Linked DNA regions of Homo sapiens: region 1 is linked to region 2. A link is a loop called in an ENCODE intact Hi-C map of the cell type or tissue named here. Cell type or tissue: heart left ventricle. All regions are shown on one strand. Links, peaks and the distances in the headings refer to the core of each region. The heading gives the core; the rest is flanking DNA.

Region 1 (16,579 bases), core at 4,662-12,661, 95 kb after region 2:
CGTCCTTTCTGTTTGTTAGTTTTCCTTCTAACAGACAGGACCCTCAGCTGCAGGTCTGTTGGAGTTTGCTAGAGGTCCACTCCAGACCCTGTTTGCCTGGGTACCAGCAGCGGTGGCTGCAGAACAGCGGATATTGGTGAACTGCAAATGCTGCTGCCTGATCGTTCCTCTGAAAGTTTTGTCTCAGAGGAGTACCCGGCAGTGTGAGGTGTCAGTCTGCCCCTACTGAGGGGTGCCTCCCAGTTATGCTACTCGGGGGTCAGGGACCCACTTGAGGAGGCAGTCTGCCTGTTCTCAGATCTCAAGCTGCGTGCTGGGAGAACCACTACTCTCTTCAAAGCTGTCAGAGAGGGACATTTAAGTCTGCAGAGGTTACTGCTGTCTTTTTGTTTGTCTGTGCCCTGCCCCCAGAGGTGGAGCCTACAGAGGCAGGCAGGCCTCCTTGAGCTGTGGTGGGCTCCACCCAGTTCAAGCTTCCCGGCTGCTTTGTTTACCTAATCAAGCAACTAACTCGGCAATGGCAGGCGCCCCTCCCCCAACCTCGCTGCCACCTTGCAGTTTGATCTCAGACTGCTGTGCTAGCACTGAGCGAGACGCCGTGGGCGTAGGACCCTCTGAGCCAGGTGTGGGATATAATCTCCTGGTATGCCATTTTTAAAGCTGGTTGGAAAAGCTTCAGTATTAGGGTAGGAGTGACCCGATTTTCCAGGTGGTGTCTGTCACCCCTTTCTTTGACTAGGAAAGGGAATTCCCTGACCCCTTGTGCTTCCCGGGTGAGGCGATGCCTTGCCCTGCTTCGGCTCGTGCATGGTGCGCTGCACCCACTGTCCTGCACCTACTGTCTGGCACTCCCCAGTGAGATGAACCCAGTACCTCAGTTGGAAATGCAGAAATCACCCATCTTCTGCGTGGCTCATGCTGGGAGCTGTAGACCAGAGCTGTTCCTATCTCCCTCCCTACCTTTTTTAAAAAAAAAAAAAACTCCTTGTGGTCCCAAAAAGTAACCCAAGGTTACTTGTTTAGCCTGTGGGAGAGATCCTGGGAATCACTGAGAAAGCTTCATTTTGTCTTACATTTAAGGAGTGAGCTCTGATTGTACCTAATCTGACTACCTCCTTAGCAGCTACAAGAGAGAAATCTTCCTTAGACCCCCACTCCAAAGAAGAAGAAGATAGAAATATACTCTAAAGAGAAAACATCCCCTGGGAGTTTCATAAGGGAAATTACATTTTCAAATTCCTTCAGCATCCATGAATCTAATCCATAGGATCTGGATAGTAGTCTACAGAGTGTGGAGTTTGCCAAGATCTGTGGTTCTTTCCATCTGAAGCCTTTGTTCAGGAAGCCCTGGTCTTCCTCCTCCAGCCACATCTCAGGTCTGGGGCATTTTCCTACAAGGACACAACAATATTAAACTTTGTTAAAGAAGGAAGAAGAGCTACAAAGCAACTCACTCAGTAATTTTCTTGCTGACCCCAATCTAAGCTGGTTCTTATTCCTTATCTTGATTCTACTATGTAGACAAAAATGAAGACTTCTCTCTAAGACCAATCATTTTAAGGGGCAAATAAAAAGTGACAATGCAAATACACTCACACAAAAACAAAAGAAATAACACCCAAACCCAAAATGAACAGAAACCAAAAACCAGCCTCTGCACTCATAAAATGTGATTGCTTTATGGTGAACAGACAGTCCACAATGAATGGCAAGTTAATTGTCTATTGATGTTGTCCTCTTCAGCCTCTTGGTAGGCAAGGATTTGATCATTTCATGTTCCTTAAAGATAAGACTGCAGACCATAGAATCTAGCTGGAGATGATAACACAGTTTCCTGAGTGAAGGCTATAAAGGGACAAAACCATAGACCTTGGCAAATCCCAGAGCAAATCTCTTAACCTTGAGGCCACACTCTCCAGTACAGACTATGGGAATAGGGAGCAGAGGGAAATGGAGTGGTTAGAAATCTTCCCTGATACTTGATGAGCTTCCTTTGGGAAAGTTAAAAGGGAGTACCTTTAAACAACAACCTGACTGAGCAGTCTTAGAGGCTGCAGACTGCAGTCAGGTGCATTGCAGGGACAGCCTGTTGAATACCTTTGAAACTGCCCTTTTGTAGAGTAGATATAGAGGAGGACTGCTATGGTCTGAATGTTTTGTTCCCCCATAACTCATATTTTGAAGCCTAATTCTCAATGTTACAGTTTTAAATGGAGGACCTTTGGGGGGTGATTAGATCATGAGGATGGAGCCCTCATGAATGAGATTAGTGCCCTTATACAAGAGACCTGAGGGGGGCGGGCATGGTGGCTCATGCCTGTAATCGCAGCATTTTGGGAGGCCGAGGTGGGCGGATCACGAGGTCTGGAGTTTGAGACCATCCTGGCCAACATGGTGAAACTCCATCTCTACTGAAAAAATACAAAAAATGAGTCAGGCGTGGTGGCACACACCTGTAGTCCCAGCTACTCGGGAGGCTGAGGCAGGAGAATTGCTTGAACCCAGGAGGTGGAGGTTGCAGTGAACCCAGATTGTGCCACTGTGCTCCAGCCTGGCAACAGAGTGAGACTCCATCTCAAAAAAAAAAAGAGAGAGAGAGAGACCTGAGGGAGTTTGTTTGCCTCTTCTACCTTTTAATGACACAGCTATAAGGCACCATCTATGAGGAAAAGAACCCTCACCAGATACCACCAGTGCCTTGGTCTCAGGCTTCTCAGCCTCCAGAACTGTGAGAAATAAATTTCTGCTGTTTATAAGTTACCCAGTCTAAGGTATCTTGTTATAGCCACCAGAACAGACTAATACAGCGACTGAAGTGTGCATCTTAAATAGGCCAACTGTCACTATTATAAAATGTGCTATCCACATCCTCATTTTTTAGTTAGTAAGTTCGGGTTGTCAGTTTTTCTTAGTCCCCTGAAGTGTGTAGGTTTAGAAATAAATTCTTTCATTATTTTTTCTGCACAGGGGTAAAACAAATGGGAACAGGCCCAGGCTGGAATCAAAAAGGCAATTACTGAGTGTACAGAACAATTGACAAAGGCCGTGTGGCCCCTGCCTCTGGCCTTGGCTGAGCCTGTTGCAGGCAGGAGAGCGCTGAGTAGACAGGTTGGTGGAGAAGCAGTCGTCTGATCTTCCTTGAGAGATGCTGATCTCACACCCTGGGGACCTGCGGGCCCTGCTTCACCACGGCCTCTCTGTAAACACATCACCCCTGGAATCAGATGGTTTCATGTCTGCAGAAGGTTCCTAATTCTCCGTTTTTTTTTAATTATCTTTTTTATTTCCATGACTCATTTTACTTTCCAGTATAATTGTTGAGTACATCAATCTCAACTTTAGATAAGCAAAAGTGTATTTATTTAAACTTGATTAAAGATATCAAACAAGAGGAAGAACTAAAACCCCACGGCATCATGTCATGTCATACTGTACTTGGAGATATAGACAGACACATCAAGTTTACAATTAGGAATTAGACTCAAATTTCAAAAGGCTGCGTATCACAGGTGTTGATATGCAGTGAACAAAGAAAAAAATAATTATTAAAAAAAATAAAAGACTGTCTAGCTCAATGATTCCATCAGCAACTGCAAGTGTGCTACTTTCCTCTAATAAGAAAGTCCACGCTAGACCCCAGGAAGCACATAACCAGGCTGGGCCAATCAACTGTGTTATTCTGTTCTCCTGGCCTGTGACTGGTTCCAAGGATGGGCTTGTGACCCAAACCCGGACAAATCAGTGATCTTCTGTAGGATATTTCACACTTAAGTTGGGAGGAAGACTTTTTCTAAGATGAAATTCAGAGCTGCCTGTGGCTATGTTTCCTTCAAATAGAAAAATTCTGTAATGAAGACTACAGATGGAATTAGACTGAGTTGAAAGATTGACGGGGAGAGACAGTGAGGGAGAACCCAGAGTGGCAAAGAAAGACGGCAGCACTCCAATGGCACTGTAGACCCTGAGTGTTGTTGTCCCTGAGGTCAGACCCACTCTTGCCAAATCTGGGTTGTTTATTGGGCTAATGAATTGCCTTTTATTCCAGGATCGTCCTCTTCTAAATGACGTTTAAATCTTGGCATCCCCAAGGTTCAGTCCCAAGCCATTTTCTTGTCTTTATCTATTCACTCTCTTGGTGATCTCATCTAGTCTCATGGTTTTAAATACCACTTATGTTGATGGCTTGTAAATTTATAAGTGTAGCCCTTACCTCTACACCCATAGATCTGGCTGCCTGATCAACAATGCCTCTCCGCTGTCTGGTAGTCATTTTGATCTGACTTGTCCAACACAACACTCATCCCTCTCCTCTCCTCTCTGCCCCTACCCCCTAACCTGGGCTTTCCCATCTCAGTAAATAGTACCACCAATTGCATATTTCATGGTTCAGTCCAGAAACCTGACTCGTCCCTATTTTGCACCTCCAACATCCAATCTATCACCAAATCCTGCTGGTTTTTCCTCTAAAATAAATCTCCCATCTGCCTACTCCTTTTCTTCTCCTTTTCTTCACATCCTGGTCTATCACAACAGCTTCCTAACTGGTCTCCTTGCTTTTACTCTTGACAACCTATAACATATTCTCCAACTCCACGCAGCACATAGGGCACTCTTTTAAGAATCTGAATGAGTTAATGCCATTCCCATGCTTAACTTTCTACAATTGCTTTTACAATAATTAATAAAATCCAGGCTTCTTATCATGGTCTACAAGACTCTATGATCTGTCCCCTGTCCATCTCTCCAACTCATCTTCTTCCTTCATTAAGTCTTCTTTCCTTGAAACTGTCAAATTTGCTGTCTGCCTTAAGGCCTTGCATTTGCTCATCTCTGCCCAGAATGTTTGCACAACTGGTTTCTTTTCATCATTCCAATGCCTCAGAGAAGACTTCTCTCTCCCCTAAATCTAAGTTATCTCTGATTCTTTAGTAACAATCTATATACTAGGTTAAGTATCTTATCACAATCTGATATTCTCTTTTCCTTTTTTCTTTATATTTTCTCTCTTTCTACTAGAATGTAAGCACCATAAAACAAGGGACTTTGTGTTTTCACTACTGTTAACCTCAGCATCTAGAATAGCTTCTGGCAAAGAGAAGTGCTCAGTGTTTGTTGAATGAATAAAAGTCATATAGCTGGGTTTCTCTCATTTGCAAATAAAGGAGATCGCAAGAGCTACAAAATAGTTTCTTATAATTTCACATACTAATCAGTAATTGTCATAGTTTAGAACTTAATAGATTATAAAGTTGTGTTGAATGCTGTAACAGTAGCAACAACAGCAGCAACAATGATACTTGTTTATTGAGCATTTACTACATTCTAGACACAAGATTTTTGCATTAGTCAGATTTAATCCCCACAGAAATCCTGTGAGGTGGGTATCTTTATCTTCTTTTAAACAGTGTTATAAACAGACCAAGAGAGATTACACAATTTGTCCAAGATTACACAGTAAGTAAAATTGGTGGGCTTTGAACTTGAACTTGGGAGTTCTGATTCCAATGTCAGTATTTATTCATGACATCACACTATCTCTGGAAAGTAAATATAATGCTAGAATATGAAAGATAAATATTTAACAAATTCAACACTCTACTTCTTACTAGGTACGAGGTTTGCAGATATCTTGCTAGATAGAAACTTCACTGCTAACAACAACAGCATAAAATACGACTCAAAAGGCACTTTACAGGAAAAGCAAAAAAAATCAGTTTAACAAACAGTTTGAATAATCAAAGAATGTCAAGAGTCTAACCTTCGCTACTACCTTACATTTTATTGTAGCGTAGCTTTAGAAGAAACAAAAATATCTGCTCAAGCATCTCACAGTGATGTTGAGACATTATAAAGGCATTTTGAGTAAGAAAAATTATATCATGTGCATGTGAGGTTTAATTATTTTTAGATTGGTTAACCCCTTATTCCCAGAGACAAATGTCAGCTCATCCAAGAAGCTTGCAATTTTGGGGGTAAAGATGCTGTTTGTTCTGTACTGCTGTGAACTAATAAGAATTGTTCCCATAAGTAGGACCAATGAAAATAATTTTAAACCTACGAACATTTGGAAGAATGTTGGAAAGAAATAGAAGGATCTAGGCACAATTGCATTGGATCCAAATAGCCGGAAGTCACAGACCAAGAAGCTTGTGTTATATTTCCTTAGAAACACTACCTAGAAAGAAAGAGGGAGAGGGAGGAGGGAGACAGAGGAAGAAGGAGAGAAAACGGATGAAGACGGGAGGGAGGGAGTGCAGAGAGAAGGAAGGATAAAGAGAAAGAGAAAAGGAAGAAAGGGAGGGAGGGTGAGATGAAGGGAGGGAGGGGAACTGTTAACACCGCCGGTCATGAGATGAACTCTCTAGGCTTGTCATTCCGGAGCCCTTTGTCCTCTCAATGTGTATAGATGCTCCCTCTGGCTGCAGATTCCTCTGTTGAAGCTCTGGCACTGAGGCTTGCCTCACACTTCCTTGTTGCTGTTTAAACGGGTGCAGCCTCTGCTCTCCCCCTTCTGCCTCACAGGCCTGGAAGAATGATTGTAAGCAGTGCACAGAACACATCGGCAAGTCTCCTTCCCACCCAGGGGGTCTCCTTGTCGGGCTGACTGCTGCTTTGTCTTGATTTGGAATCTCTCTGTTTCCTCCTTGGCTCCTTCTCCCCTCAAAGTGCCCACTGGCTTATAATGGTCACACTTCATCACCATCTCATTTATCTGTGGGCCTGCCTCCTCAGGACCACTCCATTCTCTGATATATTTGATGAAACTCTTATTTTCCTTAACTCTTCTCCAAACGATAACTCAGCCAGCATTTTTGCCAACCTTATCTTTTCCCAGCAGTCTTAACTGATGCCACCAATTTTTTTTTTTTTTTTTTTTTTTTGCTTCATTGCCTCTCATCTTCTCCATTTGTAGGACAGATGTTTCCTTTTCTTCTTATTAATTATCACAAATACCCAAATAAAACCTAAAGATAGACTAACTTATTTTCTCTTCTCTATCAATAGGAATTAAAGAACTATTATCTGTTCCCTCCTGTTACTAAGGAAATCCTTAGGTAGAAAAATAAAAATAAAAACACTGAAATTACCCATTTATTTAATTGCAAGGCACTTGCTTTCATAAGCCACATTTTCACTGCTGAGAACATTCTGATTTGGCAACAAAAGGCAAAAGCTACTTCTAGTGAGAGCGGCAAGGAGTCCACGCCTGCTATACGACAGTGTGGAGAAAGCGCGTGAGGCAGCTTTCACGGCTCTCCACCTTTGAGGGAGGGGCAGCCAGGAGGTGCAGACAGAACCCGGGCCTGGGAAGGTACAGATTGAAAGAGATGGACACAGTCAAGACAGGAAGATCAAGGGACTAGATGAAATGTTAACAAAGACTAGAGCAACACAAAGAAACTTAGAGACAGGGGCAAACTGGAGAGCCATGAAAGAGATATGGTTTATTAACTATGAAAAGTAGCAAAAGGCAGAAAAAGAAAGAGTCCCGGCCGGGTGCAGTGGCTCACGCCTGTAATCCCAGCACTTTGGGAGGCCAAGGCGGGAGGATCACGAGGTCAGGAGTTCAAGACCAGCCTGACCAACAGGGTGAAACCCCGTCTGTACTAAAAATACAAAAATTAGCCAGGCATGGTGGCATGTGCCTGTAATCCCAGCTACTGAGGAGGCTGAGGCAGAAGAATCACTTGAACCCTAGAGGCAGAGATTGCAGTGAGCTAAGATTGCTGCACTCCAGCCTGGGTGTCAGAGCAAGACTCTGGAAAGAAGAAAAGGGAAGGGAAGGGAGAAAAGAAAGAAACAGAGGGAAGGAGGAGCCCAAAGAGAGAAAGAGATGAAGATTACAGGGCAGGTCATTAAAAGTTTGTCCAATTTTCCTGGGGACAGTAGCTGCAATTCAGGTAACTGTTACCTGTTGGTGACAGAAATTTTGGGGTTTTTGTGCTGCCATTTATCATTAAAAATCTCAGAGCTAAATACACAAGATTCAAATATTGCTTGACATTTTCCTAGTGAAATAGGTTTTTATTAAAACACAAATGTATGTTAGAGCAGTATTCTCTTTTAGATATATATATAAATAAGGGAAATATAAGCAGAAGCAAGACCTAAAGAAATAGAAGGATCTGGGCACAATTGCAGTCTGATAGCCAATTTAACTTCGGTTTAGATTGTTTCTCAGTTTAACCATGGTTTCTACACAGACAGACAAAATATTGGCTGTTTCAGACATCAAAGAGGAGATCCGAGCCTTGGCCCAGAAGCAATTACTTTAAGTGACTTGTCTAGTTCTGACACTAGCTGCTCAAGGATGTGGGCCTCAGAACTTCACATGAAGATTGTTTTAGTATGAAAATCTTCAACCACAGTATTATAATATAAGCATTATTCGTCCCAAAGTTCACGGACACCATCTAATAAAGTTGCTGGAATGAAATGTCTTCCCTGTCTTATGGCTCACTTGAAAGGTTCATGGAATTCATTTAGCTCTGGCACAGCAAATAGATTTCATCTCAAGAGCAAACTCTGGTTAATAGATGGTAGCTGCCAGGGAAGCTCTGCTGAGACAACATGTGTTGAGAATGAGTGTGTGCTTGGAGGGAAAGGGTGCTGAGCCTGAGGAGCTCCACGTGCCATAAATACAGGAGGGAGGGGTGCCAAAATGCCTGCTGTGAACTGAGGACCTCGTGACCTGGCGGAAGCTACCTTACTAACCCTTATTTAAGCATCTCCTTGAGAAGTCTGAGGCTGTTCTGCTGGGCTGTGGGCCCAGAAGGAGAGAAAATAGAAGAAGGTGGGGTGTCAGCTAAAAGAGACACGGTAGGCCACCTCCTGGTTTCCACTAAACTCTCGTTTCACCTTTCTAATTTCATGTCAGTTTATTTCAAGAGCAGTTCCAGGAAGTTAAGAGGAGGGACACTGTCTGCTGTATGCTAGGCACTTGGGATATAGTGATTAATGTGACATTATCCAGCTCCCATGGAACCCATAGCCTAGTTGGGTGAGGAGGGAGATCAGTCACATCAAGATTTATTTTAATACACCGTGAGTCATGCGATACTGAATACCAGTCTCCTACAGGAAACCTTTCCATGACCCATTGCTTCCTGCCTAAAGGCCAACTTTCTTATTGTGGCACACGGATCCCTATTAACACAGATTCCGTTTACATCTCCAGCTTTCTGTGCTTCATCTATACTGAACTTTTTAAAATTTTCCAAACAAATCATATTTCAGTCCCCTGCAGACTCACCATACTTTTCCATCTGCCTGGAAAACTTTAACTCCTTTCCCACCAGTGCTCTGCCTAACCTGCTCAACAGCTCTTAGCCTTCCTCCAGCAATTCCAATGGTACACATCTCACACAGCACTTTGCTCATCTGAGCACTCATCACTCTATGTTGGGATTGGTTAGTTACATGTCTGTTTCTGCCTATAGACTGTTTGGTCTGTGAAGGCAGGGACCAGGAATGTGTTCATCTTTACATTCCCAGAAAGCAGCAGAAAGCCTGGCACTCATTAGGTTCTTGTGGGATATTTGCTAGATAAGTAAATCAACAGAAATTGTATTCAAGTGGGTGATTCACTATGCCTTTGGTTTACTATTATTACATATTGGACACAGAAAGGGGGTTGCAAGAGATTTTTTTTTGAATTTCAGAGGAAACAGTTAACCACTTTATCTCAGTAGCTTCTACATGTGTCTAAGGGTATCACTCTAGGTCTTTCTCTGATACTTATTTTCAGTTTCTAAGCTCCAAGGTTTTAGCTATAATAATATACATAAAAGTTTACTCCTCCCATGGATATTTGAAATTAAAACTTGGTTTTGGAAAATAAAAAATTCTTCAAGGACTGAATAAAGAGCAACAATAATTAATATGCGAACAGAGCTTTAAGATTTATACTACAAGCCCAGACCCCATCATTATGCAATATATCAGTGTAACAAATCTCTACATGTATACCCTGAATCTAAAATAAATTTTTTAAATGCAAAAAGCTTTTATGTTATTTTTATTTGCTTCCTACAATAAACTGGGGCTCAGAAAGCTTGAGAATCTGCCCAGCAAACAGATTGGACAGAACAAGGCATCAAAGATGGTGTATCTTTTAAATCCAAGTCCTATGTCCTTTCTCCTACAACACCACAGTTTCCCATGGCTGATAGGGGAATTCTAGGTACTGAATAGGAGTGTGAGAGAGCTGTTTTGGGATAGGGTGGATCTACCTGGTACCAGGCAAATCATACCATATAAGCAACTTCCTCCTCTACCCACGGTGAACCTATCCCTGGGGAGAAGTTATGGCCTTAGCCCCTTTTGAAAATTCATTAGTGAATTCCAGGGTTTGGTCCTAGGCTGGCTGAGCAGACTTAGGTGCTATCATTGCAGTCTTTCACCCTAAGTTGAATGTAAGACATGCACAGGTGCATGGTGGCCAGAGATAGATAGAACAATTTGCCAGCAAGGGCACCATCCTAACTGGAAAAGAGTGGTTTCCCTCAGGGGTTGTGTTGAATGCCAACTGATGAGTGGACATGAACTCATGTCCTGGCAGGGTGGAGTCTCTCCAGGATGTGAATGCTATTATCAGAATACCAAAGCAAGGATGGGCAACAGGGACTAAACAGACGGGGAGAGATGAATAAAGAGTTAATCCAAAGTTGGAAACTGGGTATCATGCATTCAAGGACCAAATGAAGTTGTATAGGCAGGATCCTATTGTGTTAGGATTATTTTGGAAAGTTGAAACCCCATAACCCTGAAAGAGATCTGTTTTGAGCCAAGCCTTGGAGAGCTGACTGGGAAACCAGTTGAGGAATAGGGAAGCTGAATGCAGGAGGGTAGCCAATCCCTACTGAAAAATGAATCCCATCTCTGAAATTCCTAGAGTCTTTCCCTGTGCTCATCTGCAAAGTCTAGATCCAGCCTTCCTTCACATCCCTTCTCCAACCACTTGCAAACTGGGAAGGCTTTCTCTTGCTTCCTTCACCTCCCAGGATTGTCAATATACAGAGGCGTGCTATTTATCTCTGTCACTCAGCCTTCTCCTACCTTAGGGCAAAAACTACCATTGATTACAGACCTACCCAATTAAAGCTTCAGAACACTTAAGTTAGCAATTATTATTAGCCACAAAATGCTGGAAATTGTTTTTTAGGCATCATCTTGTTGTTTACTCTGACAGGTTCCCATTGAGCTTTCTCTGAACTATTCTGTGAGTTGGAAGGATAGTTCCAAAGCAGTTAATTTGCCTCCTGAGCTTTCATGGTTCACAGCTGAGAATGAGTTACTCCTCAGGATGGGGTTGGGGGGGGCGGGGGTGCAATTCATCCATCCCCTTGCCTGAAGGAAGACTATGATTATGTAAACTAAGAAGGCAGAAGACTTGGGAAGAATAGAACACAAAGATCCCCTAATTTAAAGATTCCCCATGAGTGGGAATTTCCTATTCTATGATAGGAACATTTGGAGGTCAAATTCCTCCCTGCAGTAGTAGCTGCATACAGAACAGACAGATTGCACCTACAGCACAGCCTTTACTGTGGTCCCTGCAGCCAAACTTCTATGTTTCATCTGATACCTGTTTATTTTTCAAGCCTGGTTCTCCAGCTTGGATTCTGCAAGTCTGATAGCTTTGCAATAAAGATAAGATAGTCTAGTTGGTTTCTATTGCTTCTTGCCTGGTGTGGTAGGTACACATTCACACCCAGTATACTGAGCACTCAGGACATGCCACAAGATGATCTGGAAGTGAAGGGGCACCTAATTCATCATGATTGGGCCAACTAAATGTCCCCAGAGGCCACACTAAGCTGAATCTTGAAAAATATTATTGCAATATGAACAAGCAGGGGGAAGGGTGCTTCATCTAGAATGAGAGCCAAGAAGTGAAAGAGAATATGGTCTGATGAAGCAACTGAAAAGTTTTTGGTAACTGCTGAGCATAGAGTTCACAGGAGAAGTGGCTGGAAATGAGGCTGGGGAAGTGGACAGGAAGTGTGAACTTTGTTCTGAAGATGATGGAGAGCCGACGGGAGAGACTCAGCAGGAAGTGCTAAATTAGATTTGTGCTTTGTCTGGCACATGTATGGGGGGATCACGGGAAGGAGCTGAGGCAGGAGACAGGCAGGTATCTCAGAGCAATAATCCCAACAGGAAATGATGAGACTATGTGTAGGACTATAGCACTTGCCAGGTAAAGTGGGATTCAGGCAAAGGTAAAGCCAAAGAAACCGATTCTGATTGAAAGAGACAGTAAATTGCAATGGTGATAGAAATTAGCATAGGTGCCCTGCAGAGAAATATTGGGTCTGTGAAGGTGAGATATATGAAAGGCTGAGCTGAACGAAATTCTCTTAAAATAACATCCTTCTCTTTCAGTGATTCTGTGTTCACATATGTATATATCCTTCAGTTCTCTCTTCAAAATTTCCCCATCTCCATGCTCATCACCATCTGGCCTTTCGCTCCTCATTTCCCCAACCCATACAAAGACAGTCTGTGCTTTACCTTCAACATGCAACCTGCAATTTATCCCTGCAGTTTACTACCCAATCTTCTCTGCTCTGCTCTTCCCAAAGCTTCCCATCGCAGAAGGCCAGGTTAAGCCACAAGCCTTTCACAAAGCCTTCCCTGATGGCTCCAGACAACCCTCCCTCTCGCTGGGTTTTCTATCATATCTACAGTCAGTTCCAAACAATAAATAGCTTACTAAATATACTGCCTTACTGTTTTCTTACCCAAGAAAATGACAGATTTTTAACTTGTGGACAAGGGCCTTGTCTTCTATGTCTTTTGTTTAGTCTGTGAAATTTTGCCTGGGAGAGAAAAAAAAAGTGGTAGTAACACAGAAAATAGAGTAGAAAATATAATTTGCATTTACAATACAATGATTGGGGCCCTATCCAAGGTACCACAACTGAAGGAAAATTGAAGCAATCAGCTATCGTCTAAAGCAGACATAGGAGGAAAAATTGAACTTAGAGATGTTTTGCAAATTTCAAGAGAAACATGCATGATGTGGTATTTAGAGAACTGTCATGTGATGGATGGATGTGGACCTGTTCTGTATCACTAGTGTGTAAAACCAGGGCAATGGATAAAAATTATAAGAGGGTTTTCAGCTCAACATAAAGAGGTGCTTTTTAAAATCACAGCTGTGCAAAGGTGAAGCAGGATATGCTAAGAGGTTGTAAGTTCCTTTTTACCGCAGACATTCAAGCAGAAGCTTTAGAACCAATAGTAAGTGGTGTCAATGCAGGGTAGTGGTTAGAGCATAGACTTTGTTTTCTAAGCTATAAAATGAGAATAATAATATCTACCTCACAGAACTGATGTCAGGACTAAATGAGATAACATACGTAAAGTGTTTAGCAGAATCAATTAATGGCAGCTCTTGTTATTTTGAAATAATTGATATAAGAGGATTTGCACACCAAATGGGGGAAGCATCAAGTTAGATGTTTTTGAAGCCTCTCCCAAATCCAACTGTCTATAATTGTAAGATAATGAGTACTTACTGGTGAACTTGGATTTATAGAAATGGTATATCATCTGTGGATGGCTGGTATCACATGGCTTCTACTTCCCTTGAGGATTACAGTGATCATTTTGGCCCCAGAGCAGCAGTAAGAGAAGAATCACCAGAAAGACACTAGATCTAGAAGAGCTGATTTGTAGCTGGGAGCAGAGAGTTATTAAAAGATAAATACAGGCAGGAAATTAGAAATTAAGTTTACCAAGTCAAAAATGTAAAGTCAGGAATAGATGGGGGGTCAGAGTCCAGACTAGTAAGACACAGATTAAAGGGCATATAGAAATAAGAGTTTGCAGGAGGCCAAATGTAAAACCCAAGGAGACAGCTCTGATGGAGTCATCAGCAATCATTATGATAAAAATTTTAATACGGGGCAAGAACTGCTTCACCAAGGGCTGAATGACACATTCCCTGGTGGAACGGGGCTCTGAGTACCCCTTTTTAAATCTGCCAAAGGCACCCCTATGGGGAGGGGGCCCATGGAACTTTACAAAGCCATTATATCCCAATCCTGTACCTGCATATGGAGCTGCTCAGCACGTATCTTAGTTATTTCTTTTTTTCTTTTTTTTGAGACGGAGTCTCACTCAGTCGCCCAGCCTGGAGTGCAGTGGTGCGATCTCGGCTCACTGCAAGCTCCGCCTCCCGGGTTCATGACATTCTCCTGCCTCAGCCTCCCGAGTAGCTGTGACTACAGGCGCCCACCACCATGCCCGGCTAATTTTTTGTATTTTGTTTAGTAGAGACAGGGTTTCACCGTGTTAGCCAGATGGTCTCGATCTCCTGACCTCGTGATCCGCCCGCCTCGGCCTCCCAAAGTGCTGGGATTACAGGCGTGAGCCACCGCGCCTGACATCTTTACTTCTTCATCCCAGGCTGCTGGCACCAAGTGTGAATTTCTTCTCCCACTGCTGTTTCTCCAGTTCACCCTTGGTGGCAACTCATCTGCTGTTCCCATCTTTGCTTCAATTTTACTTTCACCCTACCTTATCCATTCTTTCATTCATACTAGCTTTGGTAACGTGCTTCCTCTCCCCAGGGTCTGATCTTGACTCAATCTCTGCTTTTGTTTCTCCACTGCCATATCAGCACTGATATCTTGAAAGGGCATGACCTGCTATTCTGCCTGAATTACAACTACCAGTCCAGAGGCACAGAGATCTCTGTACGCACCCTGTGACTAGGTAAGGGGCCAGGAGACAACTGTGGTGGAATACCACTTCTACTGGCTTTCCATAACTCCTGGGTGGCCCGGCTTCCTCATGGCAGCTTCCCCAGAGGGGTCTTATTTCAACTAAAAGAATAGTTTGGGCATATACAGAACATGGACCTTTATCTTCCACAACCACCAACAGCAAAGCATTTTAAAGAGTCTGTAAGAACACATGGGAACCCTGTTAATAGCCCAAGGTTCAATTCCACCCTTCTCTCACCCTTTTTTTTTTTTTCAAACGGAATCATTCTGTTGTCAACTTTGGTGAGAGTTAGCTGTGTTTGACTGAAGCAGTAATTTGACAAGAGGTGTCTTCGCTGTCACTCAAATTGTGGAATAGAGCTCTTAGCATATGCAGGGTTTGTTCTCTCTGCCACCTCCATCTCCTCTTTGTGAAACTCTCTCTGCCTTCCCCTTGGAGATACGCCTCCTTAAAGATTAAGAGGAAAAAAAAAAACACCCAATCCTAGAGGTCAGGAGGGCATGTGCTTAAATCTACAATGAGTTGGTGTCTAAGATTCAAGATGAGTTTTAATCCCTGGGGGACTCTTCAGGGACAGGGAGGGGGAAGATATCATGACATAGGGAGCAGCATGGGTTCTGTTGGCAAAGGCTCCTTCCTTTTTTCATAAATCAACCCCAATGATTTAATTCCTCATAGAGGATGATGAATGAAAAGCTTCGAGACCTGGCACAAAGCTGGGCTTGGTGCAGGACCAAGATTGCTAAAATGTCTGCCTGACTTGTCCCCATGGTTGAGGAGCAGGGAGGACTCCTGGGTGCACTTCTGGCCCTGACTGCTGCTCAGGCCACCAGAGACTATGGACAGACATGTCAAATTCCAGACATTCTGGGAAATTGGGGATAGCGAAAATCTGGGTTTTGTGCTGATAAAACCTCGTGATTGGGAGTATGAGTTTTAGAATCAGAGGCACCTGGAATTGTAGCTTGTAATCTTCAGCAAGGTGTGTAACTTCTCCTTCTATAAAATGGGGATGAAATACCTATCTTAGAGTGCTAAGTAAATGATAGCTGTTATTATGAGTATAGTGTGCGTCTTCCCAAATGTACCTTTGGCTTCTTACAGAAGGACAACTGTAGGGTCTGACATTAGGGTTTATTTAGGAACTATGCTAACCAGAGAGAGAAACAGGAAATGGAAAGAGAATGTGTCTATTGACCCTTGTTTGGAATTGTAATCCTTTCTGGGGTCTTGTCCTCCTTATTGCTTAGCTGAGCCCTATTAGGCCCTATACTCCTGAGTCAAGATGAGCTTTAATGCCAGAGGGGGCTCTTCAGAGACAGCGAGGGGCAAGATATCTTGACACAGGGAGCAGCAGGGCTTATTGTAAGTGCGTAAGTCCCCTGGTGGGGAAGTTGAGGAGCTTGTGCATATCTGACTCAGAGAAGTCCTTGAGTTCATTGTAGGGAATTCCCTGCATGGCCTTCTCTGAATTCGTCCATCAGCAAACATTTGAGTACAGCAGCATGCCTGCCAGGTGGCTCCGGGCAGAGGAATACAAAGATGAACAAGATGCAACCCCTGCTTTTGAGGGCTTGACCCAGAGGGGAGTAATGAAACAGATGAGTAAATTAATAGCAAGGATGTCATGTGAGGAGAGTAATAATGGAGATAAGTGGAGCGAGTGTGTCATGGGAAAAAGGAGAGGGATGCCTGGCTTTACCAAGGCCGCCTCAAGAGGCCGGCCCTTCAGGGTTCACTGAAGCCCCCCAGATGTGAAGCCTTTCTGAGCCAACTAACCCTCTTTTCCCATCCCACTGCCCCATTGTACCACCCATCTCAGCATTTAAATATTTTGTTT
Region 2 (16,579 bases), core at 5,591-13,590:
TTTTCAGTCTATATGTGTCTTTATAGATGAAATGTGTTTCTTGTAGGCAACAGATCACTGGATCTTATTTTTTTAAAACCCATTAAGCCACTCTATATCTCTTGATTGGAGAGTTTAGTCTATTTACATTCAATATTATTGGTAAGTAAAGACTTACTCCTGCCATTTTATTTGTTCTCTGGTTGTTTTGTGGTCTTCTCCTTTCCTTCCTTCCTGTCTTTCTTTTAGCGAAGGTAATTTCCTCTTGTGGTGTGCTTTAATTTCTTGCTTTCTATTTTTTGTATATTCACTGTACTTTTTTAAAATAGGGACAGGGTCTGTTTATGTTGCCCAGGCTGGTCTTGAACTCCTGGTGTCAAGGTATCCACCTTCCTTGGCCTCCCAAGCTGCTAGGATTACAGGCATGAGCCACCACACCTGGCTCTGGTGGTTTTTGATTTGAGGTTACCACGAGGCTTGCAAATACTATCTTATAACCATTATTTTAAGCTAATAACAACTTAATACTGTTGCATAAACAAACAAACAAAAAAGATAATCTCACATCTTAACTTTGTCCTCCTGCTTTTTAACTTTTTGTCATTTTAATTTGTATCTTATTGCATGATACGGTTTATGTATTATATTCAATTATATGTAGGGTTTATATCTTGATAAGTTGTTATTATTTTTGATTTGTTCATCATTTAGTCTTTCTATTTAAGATAATAGCAATTTATTTACCACAGTTACCATGTTATAATACTCTGTGTTTTTATGTGCATTTACTATGACCAGTGAGTTTTATACCTTCAGATGATTTCTTATTGCTAATTAACGTCCTTTTCTTTCTGATTGAAGGTGTTTCTTGTAGGACAGGTCTTGTGTTGATGAAAGCCCTCAGCTTTTGTTTGTCTGGGAAAGTCTTTATTTCTCTTTCATGTCTGAAGGAAACTTTTGCTGGATATACTGTTCTAAGGTAAAAATATTTTTCCTTCAACACTTCAAATATGTCAGGGCACTCTCTCTTACCTGTAAGGTTTCCACTGAAAAGTCTGCTGTCTGCCGTCAGATGTATCAAAGCTCCAAGGTATGTTATTTGTTTCTTTTCTTTTGCAGCTTTTAGTATCCTTTCTTTATCCTTGACCTTTGGGAGCTTGATTATTAAATGCCTTGAGATAGTCTTATTTGAGTTATGTCTGCTTGGTGTTCTATAACCTTTCGTACTTGGATATTCATTTCATTCACTAGGTTTAGAAAGTTCTCTGTTATTATCCCTTTAAATTAATTTTTAACTCCTATCTCTTTTTCTACCACCTCTTTAATGCCAATAACTCTTAGATTTGCCTTTTTGAGGGAATTTTCTAAATATTGTAGACATGCTTTATTCTTGTTCATTCTTTTTTGTTTTGTCTCCTCTGACTGTGTATTTACAAATAGCCTGTCTTCAAACTCACTGATTCTTTCTTCTACTTGATCAATTCTGCTATTAGTAGACTCTAATGCATTCTTCAGTATGTCAGTTGCATTTTTCAACTCCAGAATTTCTGCTTGATTCTTTTAAATAATTTCAACCTCTTTGTTAAGTTTATCTTATAGAATTTTGAATATTTTTCTCTGTGTTATCTTTAACTACTTTGAGTTTCCTCAACACAGCTTTTTTGAATTTTCTATCTGAAAGGTCACATATCTCTGTTTCTCCAAGATTGGTCCCAAGTGCCTTATTTAGTTCATTTGATGAGGTCATGTTTTCCTGGATGACCTTGATGTTTATGGACATTATTCTGTGTCTGGACATTAAACAGCTAGGTATTTATTGTAGTCTTTGCAGTCTGGATTTGTTTTTACCTATCCTTCTTGGGAAGGGTTTCCAAGTATTCAAAAGGACTAAAAGGACTTGGGTGTTTTGATTTAAACTGTATCTTCATTAGGGGTCATTCCATGCACAGTAATGGTGTGGTTCTTGCAGACTCATAGAGGTACTGCCTTGGTGGTCTTAGATAAGATCCAGAAGAATTCTGTAGATTACCAGGCAGATGCTCTTGTTTTCTTCCCTTACTTTCTCCCAAGCAAACAGAGTCTCTCTCTCTCTCTCTCTCTCTCTCTCTCTCTCTCTCTCTCTCTCTCTCTCTCTCTCCTTCTCCCTCTCTTTCCTTCTCCCTCTCAGCCACCTGGAGCTGGGAATTGGGTGGTACAAGTGCCCCTGTGGCCACCACCACCGAGATTTACTGGATCAGACCTGAAGCCAAGACAACACTGGGTCTTGCCCAAGGCCCACTTAAACCACTGTCTATCAACCTCCTTTGTTCACTTAAGGTCCTGGGGACTCTACAATCAGCAGATGCAAAGCCAGCCAGGCTTGTCTTCTTTGCTTCAGGTTGGCAAGTTCCCCCAGGCCCCAGGCAGGTCTAGATGTACCAGAAGCCAGAGATTTGAGTCAAAAACCTTAGAGGTCTACCTGTTGTTCTATTATACTGCAGCTGAGCTGGCACTCAAACCATAATATGCAGTCCTTCCCACTCTTCCCTCCCTTTCCATAGGCAGAGGAGCCTCACCCTGTGGTTACCACCCCCACAGGCCCACAGGGAGTACTGCCAGGCTACCTCCAATGTTCCTCTAAGGTCCAAGAGTCCTTAAGTCAGCTTGTAGTGAATGCTGCCTGACCTGGGACTCACCCTTCATGACACTGGGCTCCCCTTTGGCCCAGAGGAAGTCTAAAAAATGCTATCCAGGAGCCAAGTCTTGGAACAAGAGTCCCCACAAGCCTGCTTGCTGCTCTACCACCCTGTGGCTGAGCTGGTACCCGAGGTGCAAGACAAATTCTCCTTTACTTATCTGTCCAATTTTCTCAAGCAGAAGAAATCTCCCTAGCCACCACATCTGGGAATGTGCTGGATCTCACCTGAATCCAGCACATCTCAGAGTTGCACCCAAGGCCCATGGCATACTCCCTGGGTATTGCTGCTGATTATGCAGGGCCCAGGGGCTCTTTAGTCAGCAAATGATGGGTCCTGCTTGGACTGCATCTTTCTGTTTAAGGCAGCAGGTTTCCTTCTGGCCCAGGGTGTGTTTAGCAATATCATCTGGGACCTGGAGCCTGGAAAGGGGCTCTCATGACTGACTAGTGCCCTATCTTACTGTGGTCTTACTGTGGCTGAGCTGGTATCCAAGATGCAAGACAATGTCTTCTTTACTCTTCCCTCTCCTCTTCTCAAGCAGAAGGAAGGAGTCTCTTTTGGAGCTGTGAGCTGTGCAGCCTGGGTTTGGGGGGAGGGCTGGCAAAAGCACTCCCTTTGTCTACCTCATCTGATTTTTCAATATGTTGTGAACTCCCCAAGTCCACTGGCACTGAGCCCAGTTCAGCACTAGAACTCGCCTAGGAGTTGCAGTTCTTGCGGCCTAGACTTCATTTCAACTTTATTTAGGGTCCCAGTGCACTTTAGCCCATGGTAGTGAGGCTTGCCAGAACTCAAATTTTAACTGCTGGGATAGGAAACTCCCCTCTACCTAGGGCTGTTTTAAATACTCCCTCTGTGGGCAGGTTTCAGCTGAGTTCAGCCTGGTTTTGCTTTCATTGCAGCACTAAGGTCAATGCAATGTTTCACAGTTGCTGCGTTCACCCTTTCCCAAGTTCTCAGATTTTCTCTCCGCACCATGCAGCCACTGCTAGGGGATGGGGGAGGAGTGGAATCAGGGATTCAAGATTTTTTTTCTACCCTCTTCAGTGCCTCTTTTAGCTATATGAAGTTAAAACCAGGTGCTGTGTGTGGTCACCTCATTTTTGGTTCTTATAAAGATTTTTGTTTGTTTGTTTTATTGTTTTTGGTATAGACAGTTGTTAAAGCACTGTCCTTAGAGCAGGGCCTGGGAAGATTGGTGGAGCCTTCTATTTGGCTATTTTGCTCCACCCCCCGTGTCAATGCAGTGACTTTTGAAGATAACTGTCCTACTCTGCCCTCTAACATATGCCATTTGCACATATTCATAATTTGTATTTGTCCTCTCCAACTGGGCTGTGTTTCAGTTCTCTCCATTCAAGACCACTTCCTTGTATTCAGATAAGTCTTTCCCCGCTTCTTGAAACCTTCTTTGCTTTGTCTTCCCCCATAACTTCTAGTGCTAACTGCGTGTTACTCATTTGCTATTTGCTGTACAATAAATAATTTCATGACATTTCTTATTTTAAGCATTACCAAAACTGAACTCCTAGAAGGAAAGCAAAAGTCTTTTTTGCATAGCTTACAGCAAGGATGGCCCTAGACACATAATAGGCAATCAGAATCTGCTCAGTGAGTATATGAGTGCATGACCCACTGGGAATGGCTGGTTTCCTTAGAAAGGCCTATACCATTACAAAGAGTTACTTTTTAATAAGCACATACTATGTGCCAGATACAGAACTAAGCAATTTCCATGGGCTATATACTTTAATCAATACGATAGCATTGTCGGGGGAGGTGCTATTATGACCTCCACAGCAAGTAAGTGAGGGTGCCGACATTCAATTCCAGCTAGTCAGGCTCTGAAGGAACCAATCTTGAACCAGAAACATGAATGTTATAGCAACAACTGAGCCACCTTAATTGAGGAAACAGCAAAAGATGTAGTATGCCTCCTTCATGAAAATTAAGGGGTCACATTTCAAGGGAAAATGTTTTCCTTCATGATAACTCTGGGCATATCAGGTAACCTGGTTATTAACTATCTGCAATTATTTTATGTGCGTTCATTTTGTTCAGGCACAAAGACCATAACAATTAGCATGTAACAGTTACCACTTATTACCATGTGTCAGGCACTATGCTAAGCACTTTACATTCATTATTTTATCTCCTCTGCCCAACCGCTCTAAACATTGGTATTATTATTGTTGTTATTTCTAGCGTCCAGACAGGAAACTCGGGAGCAGAGGGATTAAGCAACTTCCCAGAGTCACATAGTCAGTGGGTGTAAGTTTCTATCAAAATCCCACTCTTTCCTACTAAAAAATGTGTCTTCTTAAATGCTAAACCATGGGCTTTCAAATTTCAGTGTGCACAAGTATCTCCTGGGGAGCTAGTTAAATGCAGACCATACCCTCAGTGATTCTCTAGTAGCTGTGCATGGCGGTGTCTAGAATCTACCTTTTTAATAGCCACCTAGGGGAATCAGCTGCAGATTACCCATGAACTGTGCTCCACTATACTGACTTCCCTCCTCTCTGTAAGTTGCTTGAAGTAGTCTTCTGTAGGCTGTTCCCAGATGTTGGGTTTCATCATGCAGCCAGCGCCCCAGAAGTAGTGATCAGGAGCTTGCCCTGTAGCCTGCCATTACAACCAGGATTTAACACCCATGGCTTTTTCTGAGTTAGGGATCCTCTTCTTAATGCTCCTTTGTTCTCCTGTTTTGGGTGGCCTGACTGGAAACCTTGAAAATCCTTTCATCTTTACCCTGCATATTAGGCCATTCTTGCATTGCTGTAAAGAAATACCTGATACTAGGTAATTTATAAAGAAAATAAGTTTAATTGTCTCATGGTTCTGCAGGCTGTAAAGGAAGCATAGCACCAGCATCTGCTTCTGGGGAGGCCTTAAGGAGCCTTTACTCATGGCAGAAGGTGACGTGGCAGCTTGCACATCACGTGATGAGAGCAGAGAAAGAAAGAGAGTAGGGCAAAGGTGCCACACTTCACAACAACCAGACTGCATGACAGAACTCACTCACTAACACGAGGACAGCACCAAACCATGAGGGGTCTGCCCCCATGACCTAAACACCTCCCACAAGCCCCACGTCCAACATGGGATCACATTTCAACATGAGATTTGTTGGAGACATATATTCAAACCTTGTTACCCTGTAAGGTGTAGCTGATCTAAATATCCAGCATCATCTTTCTGTCTCCCTAGCTGCCATCTCCTTGGACTCCCTAGATCCTCTCTGAAGTGGCCACCCAGGCAAAAAGCATTCCCAATGCTCAGAGCCATAGAGCAAGCATGTAGATCTTCATAATATCTTAACTTCTTCCCTGAAAGAATTACCCCTTGGTTCTGAGAAGGATATTAGTGGGGAATTAATGATGGCCTTGTAATTTCCTTTGTTCTTCACCAGAAAGTAGAAAAGTCATTTGCAAGGTTTCTATGGAAAAAAAACCTATCCTTTTGTTAATTCAGTGAATTCAAGCAAGAGTGTTGCTGCCTTTCTTGCCCCAAGGGACACTGTCATCGAATTTTGGAGAAATTCTGCCTGCTCCATTACAAGGCAACTTTTCCCATCCTTGCCTGTGTATCCTCCGGGGACCAGTGAAATGGGTGGTTCATTCCCTAAGGGGGATTTATGAATGTCTCTTTCAATATTAATGTGATGCCTGGCAGATGCAATGTTGAGCAGCACAGGTTTTTTACACAGTGCAGAGTGGGGCATGACTTCCTGTGAATAACAGGTACGAGGTGCAATGTGAAGTCAGGCTGTCACCAAAGAGGGGGCACATGTTAACCAGAATAAGTGAGACCACTGCCCCTCTGAACAGAGGGGTCTTAATAGCAAATAATTCTACTCAAGCAGTGAGCAGTGCAATGGCTTTGGACACTTTTATAGAGACAGTGAGATGGGTTTGTATCATAGTGATGACTGCAAAATAGTTTTTTGGTGTCTGGTTTAGTGTTGTCTCAGGTAATTCAATTTCGTTAAATATGCCTATGCCACCTCAAAGTCCCATATTAGAATGCCAAGGGTGGAAAACTATTGAATTAGAATCAAAGTTCTGTGAGCATTCATTTATCCATTCATTCAGAAATATTTATTTCACCTCTACCATATAATAGTCAATGCTAAAAAATAAGGCAAAGCATAGGAGTAAACCAGAATTCCTACCCGTAAGGAACTTAGAGTCTGGTGAAGGGGAAGTTACAATGCAATATGCTAAATGCTGATTTTCAAATGTGCACAGTGTGCTACAATAGTGTGGAGGAGAGGAGAGGTCTCAACCCAAATGGAAGGTGGGTGAAGAGGGAAAGAGGTCAGGGAAAGTTTTGTAAATGAGACACTGGAAATGAGTATTCAGAGGCTAAGCGTATTTGGAGAGGAGGTAGGAAGATAAACCAGGAGGCAGAGAAAGGATTAATGGCTTCATCTTCTCCAGTTGTCAGTCAATCCTTGCCAGTTGTCCAAGTTTTACCACCTGTCAACTAAAACTTAATTGAGAGGAATCTCTCATCAAGAGGTTAATTGTGACACAGATTCCCATATCCAGGGGAAAAATCCATCACCTGTGCAGACTGCTTCTTTTTTGGCATCTGGAACAGTCCTGTCTGTTAGCAAAATGTAGATATTTTGCAATTGCATCATTTCCAGTCCTCAAGTTCTTCCTGAGCTTCTTATCTTTCCTTGAATATCCTCACATATATTTAAAGCCTCTTGGCATTCCTTTCCAAATGGACTGAGACTGTCTCCACTTCTCCTAGACTCCTTTTTTCCATGGCACTCCAATCTTGAATTGAAGGTGTTTTCAAGGACAGAGCAGAATTCCCAACTCAGAAAAAGGGAAATTCATCAGGCAAAATTCATGACTTCACGCCTCCTGTGGTTGCAGCCTCCTGTTATTTTTGTATTTCTCCAGTGCTAGAAGGACATCAAGGAGCCTTCTTTCTCTTACTTTCACCACTCTGACCACTGTTCCAGCCACTCCTTTGGGATTCCTCCAACTTGCAGCTTCACTCCATATGTTCTTCTCTTTCCTATCCAGCTTCTGTCCTCCTCCCCTCCCTCACCCTGTTCCTTTTTGCTCTACCCCTTTTCTCAGATGTGTGCATGTCTCCCTTGGCTTTTGCAATTCCATAGGGAAGGGGTCAGACTTCCCGGTGCCTGAAGAAAGTGTGAGCAGAGTTAGTTTCTAGATGATTCCAAACTTAGCATGAGTCTTAATTCCTTTTTAAAAAATGTGAAAGTGTAAATGAATTAATGAAGTGATCAGAGAGAAGTAGATAAATCAAGATACCAGCAAATTATATGAAACAGCAAGCTGAAGCCTGGGATCTTGTTAGCGCCATGCAAGTAAGACCATCTATTTGATCTGTAGAAATAATGGCAGGAATTTTTGTCCTGGGTGTTTATTGAAGGCAGTTCTTGTCTTTGGCATCATTGTGTAAAATTGGCTAGAGTTTTAAGGAAATAAGGCCTGGAATCTAAGAGAAGTCCTCTGTGCAATCCTGCTGAGCAGCTGGGGGCAGCCCAGGCAGCAATACTGTGGCTTACCTGAGAGTGGGGCTTTTAAGATAGAGGAGGGACCATATGCAGAGGTAGATGTCACTGAGAAAGAAAGTCAAGTCCATTCTAGGTTATATGAGAGTTTAGGGCATCCCAGAAAATTAGGGGATATTTTCACTAAGGCCACAAATGGTGTTGACAATCTCAAACTGTGGATGCTTATAAGTAGGATATCCTGGGGTAGCAAAGTTAGATTACTCTCTGTGTAGGAACATGGATGATAGAGTCAGACAGACCAGTGCTCCAACCTAGTTCTGCCCTTGCCAGCTGTGAAAAGTTAACTCCTCTGAACCCTCAGTTTCTTCAAACGAAGATGGGATCATAAGGCCTATCCTTCAGTGTTGTGATGTTGCAGGTGAAGTCCCAGGTACAATACCTGGATATACTGGCTATCCAGAAGCTCTTAGTCTAGCCTTACCAGTCATACTCTCAGAGTTGATGGGGGACAAAGGCATGGGCACAGAGTGGCAGTGTGACGTGGCGAGCACTGTAAGAGGGATGTTCACACGTTTGGGAGTGTGGGGACTGGACTGGGGATCAAGGAAAGCATCCTGGAGGTGACAATTGAACTGGGCTGAAACCCTCGGGGAATAGCTATGTAAGAGCTGTCACCCTGGCTGTCTGCTGTGTGAGTGTGGAACAGCAAGGGAACAGAGCCAACAGTGGCAGGGTGGAGATGACCCAGGCTTATTGCTCCAGAGATGAATGTCATGTCCCTTAAGGGAAGCTCACACAATTAAGACCCTAGCTTGCAACTACTTCACACTCATCTTGTCTGTCATTGACAGCCCTATTGGCAGGACTTTTCGTTGAGATAAATACAGTAAGAGAGGGTAATTCTATTGACTAATTTCTCAGCCAAGGGAGCTCTCGAAGGCTCCAATTTCCCTATAGTCTTTGCATAAAGGAGTCCAGGTTGCTTGAAAAGTGAAAATTCGAGGGCAATTGGAATCAAGAGAAGGAAATGGTGTGGAGCATAGGCTTAAATCTGGGAGGAGACAGGAGTGTCATGTTCTAAACTCAGTCCAGTCGGAGCAGACATTGCCTTTCCTCCTTAACCCACTTCTACTAACCCATCTATTGACTAATTTATGCAACGGCTTTAATACATTTTCTGGCTTAAATGTTAATGGGCACAAATGAGTCATCACTTTGGTTCTTCTAGGAAAATGTGACCTCCTGGGAAAATGTGACCTCTATCAGGTCATTTCTCCTTCTCTGGGTCTCAGCTTCTCCATCTTTAAAATGGGGAATTAGTGTGACAACAGTCTCTGGATTTGTCCAGCTCTAATGTCTAGGGCTGCATGGATTTGCATTTCCCAGAACTGCAGGTCCCAAGAGAAAAGAGATACTCAAGAGAAGGATGGAGAGTGGAGACAGATAGAAGAGTCATTTTGGGGGAATTTGGCCACTAGGGGAGCCACTGAGCAACACTGCGTCCACTACAGATTGAGCTGGATACTCCTGTAGGAGTCCTGTTTTCTATTTTGCACCAGGGCACCCTGTGGTTTAGCAGCAACCCTGGGGAGTGGTCATATTTTCTCAGGATTACAGGGTGCTTCATCTGACACTCACCCTGTTCCTGTCCCTGACCCTTCTTACTCATATCTACTAGGACATAGTACTCACATTACTCATATTACTAGGAGACAGTGCTGTGTCCTAGCACCTGGCACTGTGCTTGGCACTTGGTCTTAACTCCATAAATGTCTATTCTGCTAGCTGAACTGAGCATCTAGCCCTCCCAGGGGGCTAGGGAGAGAGACACTGAATGAGGACAGAGGACAATCCAGTCCCTCCTGGATTTCTCTATGATAACTAATCTTATCGATTATGGCTGATTCCTACTAGTTTTTCTCAGAGGTATTTTTTTTTCTTTTCCCAGTCCAGCAGCTACCTCCCTTCCTCCCTCTGTACTGACCCCTCTTCTTGGCCTGGAGCAGAGGCCCGAGCCTCTTCACTCTCTGCCTTCTTTGTGACAATGGCAGGGTGGAAGAGGGGATTCTCAGTGAGTTAGCTGTTAGTATTTGCCTTCAGCTATTTTTGTACTTCCTGAATTCAGGCAGGCCAGGTTCCAGAGCTGTGGAAGCTGTTGGGTGGTTGATAAGTCTATTTTAGAAGGTGAGATGCAAGAGTCAGCCTGGGTCTGTCTCTCCTGATGTTGACCATTTGCTTCCAGGAAGGAGACTTCTCTTTCCTGAGCTGGGAAATGGAGGAGTAAAAATCCTACCCCCTATGCCAAGGAGAGAACACAGTTGGCCAGAGCTCTTCACTGTGATATTGAAATTCAGAAGGCCTTACCTGCATCTAAGATGACAACCCTGTTCCAACAGCAATGGTAACCAGGGGAGCCTCTCATTTGGAAAGTCCCTAACCTCTATTTCCCTGGAGTACCTTTTGGTAAAATTTCACATAAAATATATATCTGACTATATTCTTGAAAGGCAGCCAAGTACAGTAAAAAGAGCAAGGAATTTGAAGACATAAATTTAACTTCTGGCTCTATTGTTTCTTAACTCTGAATCCCTTTCCTTGTCTGTCAAATCAAAATAGCTATCTTGAAGTTATTGTGAGGATTAAATGAGAGTATTCATTTATTATTTCAACAAACATTTATTATACATTGCATTTATTAATCAGGATAAATAACTCTTACTGCCTTAGTAAGTAAAGCTCTCAATCTCAGTAATGCAACGTAACAAACTAAAAATTTTGATGTAGGTTAATCAGAATCACCCTCCATCCAGTGACTCAGGGATCCAGGCTCCCTCTATGGTGTGATGGTCTGCTCTCATTACATACTTGCCAAAGCTGTTGTAATAAGGGAAGAGAGAGATAGGTGAGGTCCATGCCTTCATACCTTGGACCAGAAGGTCCAAACATCTATTCATGTTTCCATTTGTGAAAACTTAGTCATATGCTTCCAATTTAGCTCCAAGCGAGCTCCAAGGCTGAGAAATATTTCTATGTTTTATCCCAGGAAGAGGGAGCAGTGTGGAGAACAAATAGCATTGTCCCCACCACAAGCATCTTGTGTGTGTCAGGAACTGTTCTGGATAATGGGAACATAGAGATGAACCGAACAAAGTCACTGTCCTCAAGGAGCGAACAGTCCAGAGATAAATGTTTAAGTGCCATTAGCTCTTAGGATAATTCAAATCTCCTTTTAAATTCTCTAATTTTGCCACTGTTTCGTCTTATCAATCATTAAATATTCCTTGTTCTTCAAACCTTATTTCATGCCTTTTGGTTTCATATGAGTCATCCCAGACTCCCTGCATACAGGGCAAGTCCCTAGGGAAAGATCTACCTCTTGGTTACCTCTCCTCCCATGTAATCTACTGTGGAATCAGACACATGGCAGAGCTCCTTTTCCCGCAGATATTTGTTGCATTGGAATTTTGTGTTTGTATCTCTTTGTTTCTTTCCCTCAATCATATTTCTCTTCTCTCTTTGCTCATGGCTTCGCCAAGAGCCCCCTCCCTAGACAGACTGTCACGGGTTAGAGACACCTAATTTCTCAACCTAGCCTCCCCTCTGACATCTGGGACCTTGCTATTATCCCCAGAAGAAAAGAAACCAATCATGTCTATCCTTTCTCTCCCTGCCAAACTCTTTCTCCTGAGACTAAGCATGAGCTGGCCCCTGGGAGAACTTCCTGGGTTCTTGGGAAAGGACGGCTGTCTACAGAATTGACCAACAGAAACGTGAGAAGCTGGAAGTAAACAAGTCAAAGGTTGAGAGACACAAACAGAGACTGTGGTCACTCTAGGGAATTGTTTGAATTGTCTGGGCTCCCTTCCTCGAATGTCACCTCAGACACCCCTCCTGTAGCTCTCATGTCCCAGGGTGAAGGTGGGCAGTGCCCCCCCAACGGCTCATCATGTTCCACTCCTCTCTGATGGAGAGAGCCTGGCCCCAGCCAGGGCTCAATGCTCTTATCGTCCCAGCAACCAGGTCCTGCCATGTTGGTGAACAATAACGGATTCAGCCTCCTGTGTTCATCATTACCCCGCACCTTTAATCAGGAGTGTTATCCGCAGCTCCTGCCCAGGCCTCATTTAGATTTCTTGTTTGTAGCAATAATACCCTTTTAATATGCTAAATGAGCGAGCAAATGAGCCTTCCTCCACTTGCGAGGTTTTTAAAAACATCCCTTCTTTAGTGGATGAAGGTCATTCTTTTGACAGATTAATACTTAACTAGGAGGCCCTGTTTATTGTCTGGGGTCACTTCAGCGGCTGTCACAGCATATTAAAGAGCGCAGGATTGCCCGTGCCGGAACAATGTAGCTAGGTGGGAGATGCGGGCGGGGCGGCCCCTTGCCGGATTCCCTTCCCTGGCTCTCATTTAAACTCTGTGGCCGTTATTAATACTTTAATTTGTAGTGCATTAATGAATTCTAATCCCCATTATGTGTTGAGCAAATGGGCCTTCAACAGGCTCTGTGCAACCCACGTGAGTCCTGGCTGCGGGTTAGGCAGGCACACAAATGGTATTAGCAGGGCAGGGGACTGGGTGCTCTCTTGGAGCCACACAGGGAGGCAGCAGGAACACTGGCTCTCTGCAGCGCAGCAGTAGAGAGAAAAAGCAGACAAGGAAAGGGAAAATCCCCTGACGGTGTTGTTTGAAACCTCTGCCCCACTGTACCAGCTTTAACCTTAGACTTTCCAGATATGGGAACCAATTTTCCCCATTCTTGTTGAAAATTTTTCTTCAACTGTAAAATGGAGATAATGATAGCACCTACCCAGGTATGCATATTAAAGGAGGTAATATGGAGAGATGGCTTAGGGCACATAGAAAACACTTAATAACTGTGAGTTATCATTTCCATTCCCATTCCCTGACCAAACCCCCCGCTGCTCCCTGCTCCACTGGGACAAGTTAGAGAGAGTGACTCCCTCCAAAGTACATCATCAGTTTATACTTGTCTCTGTGAGTGCTTCTCCACCTTGCAGGGCACTTGTGTATGAGTCTGACTTCTCTTTTCAAGCAGATGCCCCTGAGGACAAAGGCTATGTCATTTTCATTTTTACACCCCACCCTCACTGAGTGTTTAATAGTGGCGCTTGTCAAAAAGCACTCACCTTCGTCAATGACTTGTATAAACAATTGAACAAATGAACCAGGCTAGACTAGGTTCTCCTCTCCATGTTGCGGGACCACAGTCTTACCACCTGTCCCCGGGAGGTGGTTCGCTGAGCTCTCTTCTCGGTGTGTCTAGTTTTTACTCATCCTGAGTGCTTGGCTCAAGTCCTCCTGGCCCCCTCCCTCCTCTGAACTCTATTCTTATTTCTTTAGCCACTCAGTGGTATCAGTTTGGTTGTGTCCTCCTCTTGGGTGACACTGTAAGCCCAAAGGCAAGCATTGGTTCTCATATTTTACACACGGCGTGCCTTGTACAAAATTATTTGAAAGCCAGCTGATTTTAGCATAGCCTGGAAAGAGATGTCTATACCCAAGGACCTGTGCTCATTTTGATTTGCATGCAACATGAGGGCAGGGACTATATTCCATACTTCTTTTATATGTCTCCCATCCTAATCCGCTGCTTCGTTCAATTCTGAAGGGACAACAATAACCACTATTTATAAGGCTTACACTGGGTCAGGCACTATGTTGGGCACTTATATTATCTCATCTCATCTTTACAATAAATTTAAGACATATAGGTCCTATTATTCCCATTTTACAGATGAAAAAATGTAGCTCTTAACTTCTTTAACTTTACTTCCTTGCTCAGTAATGTGTCCTAGAACCTCAGAAGAATTCTTGCCATTGACTGAATGTTTGTGATCCCCCAATATCTACAGACTGAAATCTGATATATATATATAGTGATGATATTAGGAGGTAGGACTTTGGGCAGTGATTAGGTCATGAAAGTGGAGTTCTCGTGAATGGAATTAGTGCCCTTATAAGAAGAGACACCAGAGAGCTTCCTCTCTCTCTGCTCTCTGCCGTGTGAAGACACAGCAGGAAGGCAGCTACCCTCAAACCAGGAAGAAAGCTCTCACCAGATAGAATCTGCTGGAGCTTTGATCTTGTGCTTCCCAGCCTTCGGAACTATGATAAAAAAAAAAGTGTTTGTTGTTTAAGCCCCTTAGTCAATGGTCTTTGATATAGCAGTACTCCAAACTAAGACAAACCTTAAAGGCCATTTAGAATACTTACGTGTTTAGTGGAGGCATCTCTGACTCAGAAAGGTTTGGGATTGTCCATGGTCACTCAGCTAATCTGTGCAGCCAATCCTCAAAGCCAAACTCTTTCTTCCTGTCACCCCACCCTGAAGGGGCAGGTCATTTGACAGGGCAGTTCATCCTGCTAAAGGAATGAACGAACCCAGTTGGAGCCAGGGACTGATGCTGGACCCCACAGGGATGGGTCAGGGCTGCAAGGCCAACCCCTGCCTCAGGGCCATGAGCAGTTGAGTCAGGCCCTGGTCAGGATTGCTGTGCCCTCTGGACTCCCTGGGAAGGGGTCTCCTTTCTAACCTTTATGATGCCTTTATCAGCTCAATGCAGCAAGTACCTATAGACCCCCTGCTCTGGGGTAAAAAAAAACCCTTGCTAAAAAACAGAGACCCTGATTCCAGGCTCATCTTAGTGACCAGCCATTTATGAGTTCTCACGCGTAAGTTCCTGACCTGTCCCATGACAGCGTTCTTCCTGTGGGGCCAGGTACTCTAAGTAGAGGGCCATGTGCCTTCCTGACTCCACTGCCCCCAGCTCATATGGATGGCAGGCTACTGCCACTGCCAAGGCCACTCTGAGGGCCCCTCCCCTAAAACTCCAGCACACACTGCTCTCCCTTCTCTTCTTTGTGTCTTTTCAGGACCCACAGTCCAGGTATTTGAAAAAGTGGCAGACACTCCTGATGCATTCTTACTCCTGAGGCAACATATGCTTACCCAAACCTCCAGCCTGTGGGAGACAGTGGGCCTCTTTCTTCCATCAGTGTGGGAATGTTGCTAGACTCAAACTTTGTTTTCAGTGGCACCCGACAAACAACTTTCTTGATTCTCTCTGCCACCCCACCCACACGTCCCAGCATGTCTCATTGTTTTTACTGGCACAGATGTAATCGGGCCTGAAGTTCACTGAATCAGAAATCAAAAGACAAAAGAGAAGACAATGACAGATTGCACTCTGCAGAGGAAATGAGCTCTCTGGCCAAGTTGCCGCCTTGCTCTTCCCTAATGCACCCATCTGAGGTCACCCAGCCAGTCCTGGTCTCTGCACTCTTAAGGTGCTCTCAGAGCCAAAGAGTGGCCTTCCCTCTGGAGGAGGTGTCAGGTTTGTCTCCTGTGTTTGTGTGGTATGTGGGGGATGAGCAGGTGGGTGTAAGAATATGTGGGTTGTATGTGTAGGTGGACATTGGGGGATCTGTATAATTGAGCTCATATGAATAATATGTGTATAGGTGAAGAAATGTGTATATGCATGAATGGAGGTTAGTTGTGTGTGTGTTTATTGGGGGGTGTAGAAAAATTGCAGGCATTTGAATATGTGCATGCAGAATGTACCTTGAGTGTTACATGAGTGCTTGAGTGCATTTGAATGATTTGATGTATGCATGGGCATGTTTGAAGAATTTTGCTATGTATGTGCATGGGGTGTTGGTGCATGTGTTTTAGCGAGTAGGGATTATATGTGAGCGGTGTGTGTATGGATGAGAATGTAATAACTACAGTATTAATTTTGTTTATAAGTTTGGGGTTATATGAGTTTGAAGGTGTCTATGAATTGTGAGTTTGTGAATATGTTTTTATAGTGCAGCAATGTGTGTTATATGTCAAGGGTATACACGGAAGACTTGTGTGTAAAGATGGACAGAGGCCAGGCACAGTGACTTATGACTGTAATCCCAATGCTGGAAGGCCGAGGTGGGAGGATCACTTGAGCCTAGGAGTTCGAGACCAGCCTAGGCAACATAGGGAGACCGGTCTTTACAAAAAATAAAAAATACAAAAGAAATTATCCAAGCATGGTAGCGTACGCCTGTAGTCCTAGCTACTCAGGAGGCTGAGTGGGGAGTATTGCTTGAGCACAGGACTTTGAGATGGCAATGAGCTGTGATCGCATCACTGCACTCCACCTTTGGGCAAACAGACTAAGGCCCTGTCTCTAAAAAGAAAAAAAAAAAAAAAAAAAAAAAGGACAGATTTAAGTGTTGTGGTGATGAGCATGAGTGAAAGTGTTAGCGGAGCATATGTTCATAAATAGGGGTTCAGGGACATTGGTGAATATGAGGGTGACTGGATGTATATGTAGAAAATAACCTGAGGGTCTGATATGTATATAAGTATGAAGGCACATGCAGTGGCGTGCTGGAGCTGGCTTTTCCTGGCCCG

The links. Peaks named below come from ENCODE experiments on the same cell type or tissue, not always from the same donor. Only the 100,000 strongest peaks of a DNase experiment are listed, where the experiment ranks them.
Region 1: it touches region 2 in a loop (6-fold over the local background); 8 of 110 quality-filtered maps call a loop at or near these places.

What each region holds. Positions count from the first base shown.
Region 1 is chr11:114,789,594-114,806,172 of GRCh38, reverse strand. All of the region lies in intron 1 of LOC105369506 (a long non-coding RNA gene), which reads left to right. It also overlaps a transcript of NXPE2 not described here. Among named protein-coding and RNA genes, the nearest start is that of NXPE2, 120 kb to the right of the region's middle. In heart left ventricle, for the core only: a CTCF peak has its summit at 6,428; no DNase peak of the experiment used is centred there; H3K27ac peaks cover 3,702 bases.
Region 2 is chr11:114,885,830-114,902,408 of GRCh38, reverse strand. No RefSeq gene overlaps it. Among named protein-coding and RNA genes, the nearest start is that of NXPE2, 220 kb to the right of the region's middle. RefSeq lists an enhancer at 13,973-15,172. In heart left ventricle, for the core only: a CTCF peak has its summit at 9,642; no DNase peak of the experiment used is centred there; H3K27ac peaks cover 2,002 bases.